Linked DNA regions of Homo sapiens: region 1 is linked to region 2. A link is a loop called in an ENCODE intact Hi-C map of the cell type or tissue named here. Cell type or tissue: ascending aorta. All regions are shown on one strand. Each heading gives the region's core, and the rest is flanking DNA. Links, peaks and the distances in the headings are about the cores only.

Region 1 (6,848 bases), core at 2,474-4,973, 78 kb after region 2:
GTTTGATTCCAGAATGGACACAGGATCCAAGTCTGTGAAATCAAGATCTGTGAGATTCTATTCTAAGACTTTCTTAGAACTTTCTGAGACAAGGACTTTCCCTTTTCTCCTGGGTGTGGAGTTTTAAAGATAAGTGTTCTAGAGCTGCTGCAGTCATCTTGCAACTACAAGGACAGAGCATAACTAAGAATGGATCCTAATTAGAGGTGAACAAAAGTAGACCTAAAGAAAACAAAAGTAGGACCTAAAGAAAAATTGTCTAGGTCCTGATAACAGATATATATAAGCTTCTCATCCAGCTGCTCCAAAAGCTAAATATTCAGATTTTTTAGTTATATAGGCTCATACATTTACTTATTGCTTAATCAGTTCACCATCTTAAACATAACTTCCAACCTGGTTAATACTTGTCCAGCTATTACCAAATGTAAACAAGCATGAACAAATGAGAGACAGAAAATTAATGTTGGTGATATAGATTATAAGTAATGAGGAGTGTTCAGATATCGAGATAAAACATGCTTGTATCAGTCATTTGTTTAGTACTTAAGATAGGTTTTACAACATTTGAGATATGGCAGATATCTCAAAATATGAGGTGTCCATAAAGTGTGCAAACAGATACATATAACAAACTGTTGATATTACATTACAGTTGAGTAAAATAACATTGTTTCACATTATATAGACAACACTATCAGACTTAAATCCCTCTAAAAATCTAGGTGGGAATTCTAAGACTAATTACTTTGCAACGATATTGAAAAATACTTGGGTATGTACTAGGCAGGAAAATACCTACTGCATACAAAGTATTGTTTTGGTGATTTAAAAGATAGACAAAGGAAATAAAGAGAGAAAGAGAGAGGGAGAGAACGAGAGAGAGAAGGAGGGAAGGAAGAAAGGAAGAAGAAATATTTTGTATTTACTCTGTGCCAGAGTTCTGAGAACATGGAGTCAAAAAAAAAAAAAGAAAACAAAAAAACAAAAAAAAATACAACTCACTGTTCCTACCCTCAAGGAACTCAGTGAGGTATAAAAGATGAACATATAAACAACAAAATTATATATAATATATAGGTTAGGTTAGTGAAATGCAGGTATATGAGCCAGATATTATAAGAACAGAGAAGCACATCAAGTCGGTTTTTGAGGGAGAAAGCTTACCAGCACAGACTGACAGATGCACAGCTGCAAGGACACCAGACAGGGGAGATAGTTTCCAAACAAGTGGAAAATAGGGCAGACATCTCTTGAGGGAGGAAGACAACAAGAGACTTCAGAAGGGGTGGATCCAACAAAATCCAGTTTCCTCTCAAACTTACTTACCACGTCAGACATTCCTCCTTTGGAGAGACTACTTGAGGAGTGACAAAGGCCATAAAACGTTGGGCACAGGTAATGTTTTTTGTTCTCTTTATGGTTCTGGCTTAATGATTAAGCCTAAGGGCAACCAGAGGTGCGGAATCTCTCTTGGGAAGGATCAGATAATAAATTTATATATTTTATATATAATATATAAATATTTATTTTATGAGGACATAACATATTTTATGAGGGCAATCTTATTTCTACCTTCATGAAATTGCTTCCTCCAAATTCTAACCACACTTCAAAGTGAGGGAAAATAAATAGGTAGATAAGTTAAATATTAGTGATGTCTTTACGACCATACTCAATACAAGGCAATATCTGCCAATCCAACCATTTATCAATACAAAACAAATATTTTATCTCATTTGCCCAAATCTGTCTGCCTCTCAATTGAATCCAGACTTGAGAGCTGAGAAAATGAGTATTTAATATCATCTTAAAATCCCAATAGGAACATTTCAAATGGGGAGTGACATATGGTAGGTTACATTTTTCAAAGATTGTTCTGGCTAGTGAAGAATGTATATTAAGTGGTCAAAAGGAGAGTAAGGAGGGTTGGAAAACTGCTTCCACAGCAGGATGAAAGTATAGTGGCTTGGGCAAGGGGGATAGTAAAGGAGATGGCGAGGACTGGGTAAAAAGGATACATTCTTGAAGACAGTACTAGCTGATGCATTTAAAGTGCAGAAAGAGTAAGAGAGAAGTCATGGATAATTCCTAGGTTTTTGACATAACTAAATGGATGAGTGTTATTTACTTAAACAGAAAACACAGCAGAAGTGGGCTTGAAAAAGGAAGGAAATTAAGAACTTTGTGTTAAATACGACAAGTTTGAGATTTACGTAAGTCAGACATCTTGGTGAAGATAATCGGGTACAAAGCTGGTTCTGTTCGTCTAAACACAGATTTAGATGTGCACTAGAGATATATGGGGTTTGGTAACAGGTTTCAGGCATCCACAAGGAGTCTTTGAACGCATCCCTCACCAATAAGGCATAACTGCTGTATAAGCTGGGGAGTCACTGGCATATGAAGAGTATACCTTTAGAAGGACAACTCATAAGCTATAAATCTAAGTCTCAGAATGTAGGAATAATGTGCACATTCAACACTTAAAGTCATTTCATGTGGAACAACACAAATGAAAAGATTTTCAGACGTTGTTTCTTTAAGAGAAGTTAGAATTTTTATCTCTCTAAACCTGTGATTCAGAGTATTTTTTGACAATATAATGACACTAGGAGGGGTTTTGAGCATTGCAATTGAGGATGAGATTAAAGGCAAGCATAGGTTGATATTTTAGACAGAAGGAAACACACACAGCTATATATGGTACATAATTGGCACTGTCTTACACATTCAATCATATTCACCTCTGCCTAGTCCAGACAGTACAAATGTCCTCAACCACCTAGCTGAGATAGCTTAGCTTCACAGAGAACAAACATCACTAAACCTACATGTGGTTGTCACATGAATTGTGCTATTGTATTCTTGTTTCTTTTTTTTGATGGATTCTCACTCTGTCCCCCAGGCTGGAGTGCAGTGGTGTGATCTCAGCTCACTGCAAGCTTGGCCTCCTGGGTTCACGTCATTCTCCTGCCTCAGCCTCCCGAGTAGCTGGGACTACAGGCGCCCGCCACCGCGCCCGGCTAATTTTTTAGTAGAGACAGGGTTTCACCATGTTAGCCAGGATGGTCTCGATCTCCTGACCTCGTGATCCACCCGCCTCGGCTTCCCAAAGTGCTGGGATTACAGGGGTGAGCCACCGCGCCTGGCCAATTGTATTCTTGTTTCTAATTTAGGATTTAAGTGTCTGTAACAAATGCTGAAGGGTGATTTTGATTTTAGGAATGAACAGCTAAAAATAACTAGCTGAAATTCATGTTGTCTAAAGGGCCTCTAATCTCATGAACCTGTGGGTAAAAACATGGTAACATTAACCTTGATAATCTAAATTTTGCCAATTGTTCATCTCCCCATGCCTGACTTGGAACTTGGTCAGACCCTGCCTCCCTGACCCCCAGTCAAGATTTCTTCTAATTTCTTGAAGCATATCTAGAAGGTTTCCCAGGTATTCTTTGAGGTTGATATATCTCATGCCTGAGATCCACCTGTAATAAATACCTCCACATGACCATGTTTGCCAATACTGACTATGAGAAGAGCGCCTTCCTATCTAAAGTGCTGCTGTGTCCTGCTGCTCCCAAAGCTGCAAAGTTTTGGGGTATTAAACTAATCCCCACATGCTTCAGTCTCTTTGCAATGCCTAAGCCAGGCAGCAGTGCCCACAGAATCAGTGCTGTATTTCAAATACTTCAACTCACTGGAACTTCCAAGCATATGATGACCTCATGCCTCGGGATCTAATTCTAGAGCCTTCTGAAGCTATTCCTGGGGCACAGTGACATTTCCTCTGTTACTGCCATTCTCACAAAGGAATGCAGAGCAAGACGTTTATGTCCCCAAAGCAGGAGGACATGCCATGGTAGACACATTCAAGCATAGGCACAATCACATTTTTCTCTTCTTCTCCTATCCTCTCTTCTTTCCCTCGATTCTGAGGATGGCCCTTCTCCTTTCGACAGCTCACTCCTAGTCCCCATGTGTCTCTGTTCCCCTTATTCCTTTTCCTGGGTTTTATAGCAGTCTCTCTACTGGCTTCTTTTCCTCAGGCTCCAGACATGTCTAAGTCACCTTATAAAACAATTACTGTTTAACAATTATAGTTAAGCATATTTAATTTTATATAAAATAATATCAGATAAAATTTAATAGAGCAATTATTTAAAAAACTAAACACTACATAAAATAAATTTAATTGTAAAAACATAATATTGAAATATTTGATTATCAAAAAAGGGTTGGTCACATGTCAATGGATCACATGTCAATGATCAATTTTAAAATGGTCAATTTTAAAAATTTTACAGAATTATTTTTAAAATAGCCTTCATCTTTTAGAACAGTTTTAGATTTACAGATAAATTGAGAAGACTGTACAGTGTTCTTATATATCCTGCATCCAGTTTCTCCTTTTATTTACATATTATTATGGTACATGATATATGGGTGTTATGAACATTTTAACAATATTAATTCCTCCATCGAAGTATGTCTTTTCTAGAGAAATGTTTCTCTATTCAAGTCCTTTGCCCATTTTTTTACACAGATTATTTGGTTTGTGCTATTGAGTTTTAGAAACTGCTTATATATTTTTTTAAAGTAGCCCCGTATCACATACATAACTTGCAAATATTTTCTCTCATTCTATAGGTTACTTTTCACTCTGTTGATTGTTTCATTTGTCATGCAGCTTTTTCATTTTATGTAGTTCTGTTTGTCTATTTCTGCTGTGTTGCCTGTGCTTTTGATGTCATATCTAAGAAACAATTGCCGAGGTCAACATCTAGAAGCTTTTGCTCTCTGTTTTCTTCTAGCAGTTCTGTGGTTTCAGATCTCATAGTCAGAACTTTGATTCGTTTTGAGTTGATTTTTGTGTATGATGAAAGATAAGGGTCCAACTTCATTTTTTTCAGATGTGGATGTAGTTTTACCAACACCATTTATTAAAGAAACGAGCCTTTCCCAATTTTGTATTCTTGGCACTCATATCGAAAAATGCCCTTGGAATTTTGATAGAGATGGCATTGACTCTGTAGATAACTTTGGGTGTTATAAACATTTTAACAATATTAATCCTTCCATACCACGAACATAGATGTCTTTCAATTTATGTGTTTCCTCTTTCATTTCCTTTGTCAACATATTATAATTTTCAGTGGACGTGTCTTTCACCATTTTGGTTAAGTTTATTCCTGTGTATTTTATTTTTTCTGTTGCTAATTGTAAATGAGATTGTGTTCTTTCCTTTTTTCATTGTTTGTTGTTTGTAAATAGAAATGCTGCTAATTTTTGTATGTTGATTTTGTATCCTGCAACTGTACTGTACACTTGAGGAAGTGATTACTTCTTTAGACTTTGTAGATTGGTTTTGTCAGGGTCAGACCTTTTCCACATAGTTCAGCGTGGAGTTTTGGCTAAGCCAGCTGGTAGCATATAGGATCAGGCATGCTGTGCCACCAGGGTCCCTGGTCAAGCAGGACCCACTGCCAGTGCTCTGTGGCTGAGTGGTGCCCACTGATTGTGCTCTGCTACCTGGCAGAATCAGCTGGCTGGGCACCATGGTCAGTTGGGGCTAGTTGGGGGAATGTCCGAAGTTGAGTATGGCTATCTAGGGGGATTTCTACAGTCAGACAAGGTCAGTGGCTGGGCTCCAAAGTCAGGTGGGACCAGTTGGAAGAGCCCTGTAGTTAGACAGGGACACTGGTGGAACTCTACAGTAAGAAGGGACATCTGGCTGGGCTCTGTGGTCTGACAGGGCTGCTCTCTGGGCTCTGCATTCAGGTGAGCAGGGCTTCTAGCTAGGCTCTGCATTCAGTTGGGGCTGCTGGTCATGCTCCCTGATTGAGCAGGGTGCTGGAAGTGCCCCCTGATCCGGCAGGGCTGCTGGCTGGGCTCCCTGGTATGAGAGGGCTACTGTCTGGACTCTCTGGTCAGGTAGAGCCACTGAGTGTGCTCCATCATTGGGTAGGGCCAGTTGGAGGACCTTCACACTTAGGCAGGGCTGGATGAGTGGACTCTGGTTGGGCGAGGCTGCCTGTTTGGGTAAGGCAACTGGTGGAAATATGGAGACTCCACAAAGATCTGCATACTGCTGCTGAAATTCCCACAACTCTTTTTCTTTGTTCATAACTCTCTCCTGTCAGTCTATCCAGGCCAATCCCCCGAGTATTCCATGTGAAGTGAAACTGATTTGGGGCTCTTCTGTATGTCTCTGATATGCTGGGGAAATTGAACAGCCACCTCAGTCTCCTTCTCTCCCACTGGAGAAGTTATAGGCCAAGGGGATCTTTCTTGGCATGGCTCTGTGCTGGCTTGCTGGAGGGGCAACACGGGCCAAAGTGAAATCATTCCTCTTACCTCTTTTAATATAGCTTTTCTGTTTCTATGCTCTACTGGGTGCTGCAATTTTATCCCAGTGATCTAGACTTCTTACAAAGGCATTCTTGTCTATGAATAGTTACTAACTCTGTAAGAAGACTAGAGAATTTCTGTGAAGGGTCTTGGACTGGGGCCCTCTCATTCTGCCATTTTGCTGAAACCCATGTATGTAGTGATTTTTTGTCAAAAAAAAGCAACTATCAAAAACTCTTTTTGGGGAAATAAGACATTTATAAGCTATTTTAATATTTTCCTCTGGTTAATTCACCTTCTTGCTAGAGAAGTTTGAGAAGATCTTTTTGAAAGCTTTTATTTTTTTCAGTAATTACATTGAGAGCAAGCCATAGTGTGTGTGTGTTTTTCAAAGAAAATGTTTTTAGTTCCTTTATTTTCTAGAAACTGATTAACATCTGAATTAATTTCAACTTTGTCATGTTCATATTTCTCTTGTTTAGAAAGTTTTTAAACCA
Region 2 (2,500 bases), core at 1-2,500:
TTAAGAGCCAAGAACTCTGGAACAAGAAGAAGAAGACGAAGGAGGAGGAGGAGGGGGAGGGGGAGGAGGAGAAGGAGAAGGAGGAGAAGGAGAAGGAGAAGGAGACGGAGAAGGAGGAAGAGGAGGAGGAGGGCCGGGCGCAGTGGCTCACGCCTGTAATCCCAGCATTTTGGGAGGCCGAGGCGGGCGGATCACGAGGTCAAGAGACCGAGACCATCCTGGCTAACATGGTGAAACCCCGTCTCTACTAAAAATACAAAAAATTAGCCGGGCATGGTGGCGGGCGTCTGTAGTCCCAGCTACTCGGGAGGCTGAGGCAGGAGAATGGCGGGAACCCGGGAGGCGGAGCTTGTAGTGAGCCAAGATAGCGCCACTGCACTCCAGCCTGGACCACAGAGCGAGACTCCGTCTCAAGAAGAAGAAGAAGGAGAAGAAGGAGAAGGAGAAGGGAAAAAAGAATCCTCATCATTAATGCAAGTGGAAGGAAACTCTTCACCAAAGAATTGATCACATCATGAAAGGTGAAATCATTACGGAATTGCTTAAATATATAATTTGAATCTGGATTTAAAAATAATAAATGTAAGTTTTTTCTTTAAAAAAAAAAAAAAGTCCATTGGTTAAATTCAGCTTGAATCCTTTGCCACTACATCAAGAGCTAACAGGTCAACAACTGATCTCCACAACCTCCCACCTCATTTCCTTTCTCAGTCCAGGTAGCAGGAAAATGGAAAAAAAAAAATGATTTTTTTTTTCCAAACACTTTGTCAGTTTCCCCAGCGGTCACCTTTGAAAAGGGAAAAATGTCTGAAAATAGACAAAGCTGAATATAAACATCATTTAATTCCCCCCACACAGACAGCCTCCGCTCCTGTGAGGGCGTGGGGAAAACGGAGTGGGAGAAGGGGGCTAGCGAGGAGGAAGAGGCGGGAGGTGCGGCAGGGGCACAGGTGACGCTCCTCCCGCCTGCCTAGCAGAGCTCCAGGCGCACATCCGCAGTCAGCCACCTCGCGCGCGCCTCCAGGAGCAAGGATGGAGAGGCTGGTGAGCGGGGCCGGGGCTTGGGAAGGAGGGCGCAGGGCAGGCGATGTTGAGCCGGTGGCCCTGGGGCGGGCGGCGAGTGGAAGGCGCGGAGCTTCGGCTCTTGCCACAATCTGGTCCGGGGACTAGATCAGCGGTGTTGATGGCAGCGCTTTTCTCTAAGCGCTTTCTCTTGCTGAGAAACGGATTTTGCCTTCCAAAGGGTGGTTTACAGGCAGCTGCTGGCGTCCAGATTCTCCATTCCAATTGCCTGAAAAAAAGATGCACCAGGCCGGGGCTCCGGGGGCTCTTGATCCGCGCTGACGAAGCTGGCGCATCCTCCGGGCAGGCTCGGCTCGGCTCACTGGCTCCAGCTCCCAAAACTGGGGAGGCACAGCCTATTTTAAACTGCCCCCAAAAGGGAAAGAGAAATGCTGTATTGGTTCCATATTGGCACCAAAAGCTGCGGCGGAGATACAGATTTCCAGGCTCGCTTTCTCCGGGAGAGCTCCTGCGTCTCCTCTTTGTTATGCAGCCCCTTTCTCCCTCCTAGCCCTTGCCTGGGGGAAGCCATGAAGGATCAGTTAAAGCTGAAGCTACACTTGAGAGAGCTGAAATGCTCTGTGATCATAATGCTTTGAAGGGTTAACCCCGGGTATCTAGAGAAACAGACATTTTGTTTATTCGGAACCAGCTTACAAGACAAAAAACGGAGAAGGTTTTCATATATCCCATTGGTATATGAAATCCAAATACAATGGTATTGGTATAAGAATCCAAATACAGTGAATGCCTCAAGATAATTTTTTCATGTATGGTTTGTTGGCAAGACCACATAGCCAATGATTTCACTGTCTTTCTTAACAAAGGAGAATGGTGGTCTGTGAGCTACGGTCTACTGCAAGCTAGATGCTGTTAATCTTCTTTGTAACTATCCTTCTAAAAATGAATTATTACCTCGTTTTACACATAAACAGGCGGAAAGGCTGATATTTCCAAGTCCTTGTGACTACATGTGGGGTAATGTGGATTTGGACATAGAAACTTGCTGAGGAAGAGGCATGAATAGGGGCAATATAGCTACCAGGTGGGCAGCTGTCTGGTAAGACCCAGGTTTTTGTGAACCCTGGACTGCATGGCAAGGGTTATAAGTGGGCTTCTTTGTTTTCAGGACTGTAGTTCCCCCTATATGATTTGATCGATTAATTTTTTTAGCTACCTAACACGTATTGGCATTTACTATAACCTAGGCTCTATACTAAGTGCTTTAATTGCCTAATTCTCATAATAACTATGTGAGATAAGAGCAACATTTATTTAGTGCTTATTTCTACTGGCAGTATTCTAGGAGCTTTATATACTACTTCATTTAGTCTTTTTAACCATTAGATTGGTACTATTACTTTTCCGGAGTCTCAGAGAGGTAAAATGATTTCTTTTGCTCACAAATCTAGTATTTGTTTTAGCCCCGGTCACCTCC

What was found. Hi-C counts contacts between places; a loop is a spot of excess contacts. Peaks named below come from ENCODE experiments on the same cell type or tissue, not always from the same donor. Only the 100,000 strongest peaks of a DNase experiment are listed, where the experiment ranks them.
Region 1: it touches region 2 in a loop (2.7-fold over the local background); 7 of 110 quality-filtered maps call a loop at or near these places.

Annotation. Positions count from the first base shown.
Region 1 is chr3:112,407,907-112,414,754 of GRCh38, forward strand. All of the region lies in intron 1 of LOC124909408 (a long non-coding RNA gene), which reads left to right. Among named protein-coding and RNA genes, the nearest start is that of CD200, 78 kb to the left of the region's middle. RefSeq lists an enhancer at 5,720-6,220. In ascending aorta, for the core only: no CTCF peak of the experiment used is centred there; DNase peaks (open chromatin) are centred at 3,109 and 3,735; H3K27ac peaks cover 2,167 bases.
Region 2 is chr3:112,332,181-112,334,680 of GRCh38, forward strand. It overlaps CD200 (CD200 molecule), which reads left to right and starts at 976. Exons shown (of 6, transcript NM_005944.7): 1 at 976-1,044. The coding sequence starts at 1,033. LOC105374042 (a long non-coding RNA gene) reads left to right here. Exons shown (of 5, transcript NR_147411.1): 5 at 6-574. RefSeq lists enhancers at 643-1,600, 1,601-2,500. In ascending aorta, for the core only: CTCF peaks have their summits at 982 and 1,186; a DNase peak (open chromatin) is centred at 1,011; H3K4me3 peaks cover 2,500 bases; H3K27ac peaks cover 2,500 bases.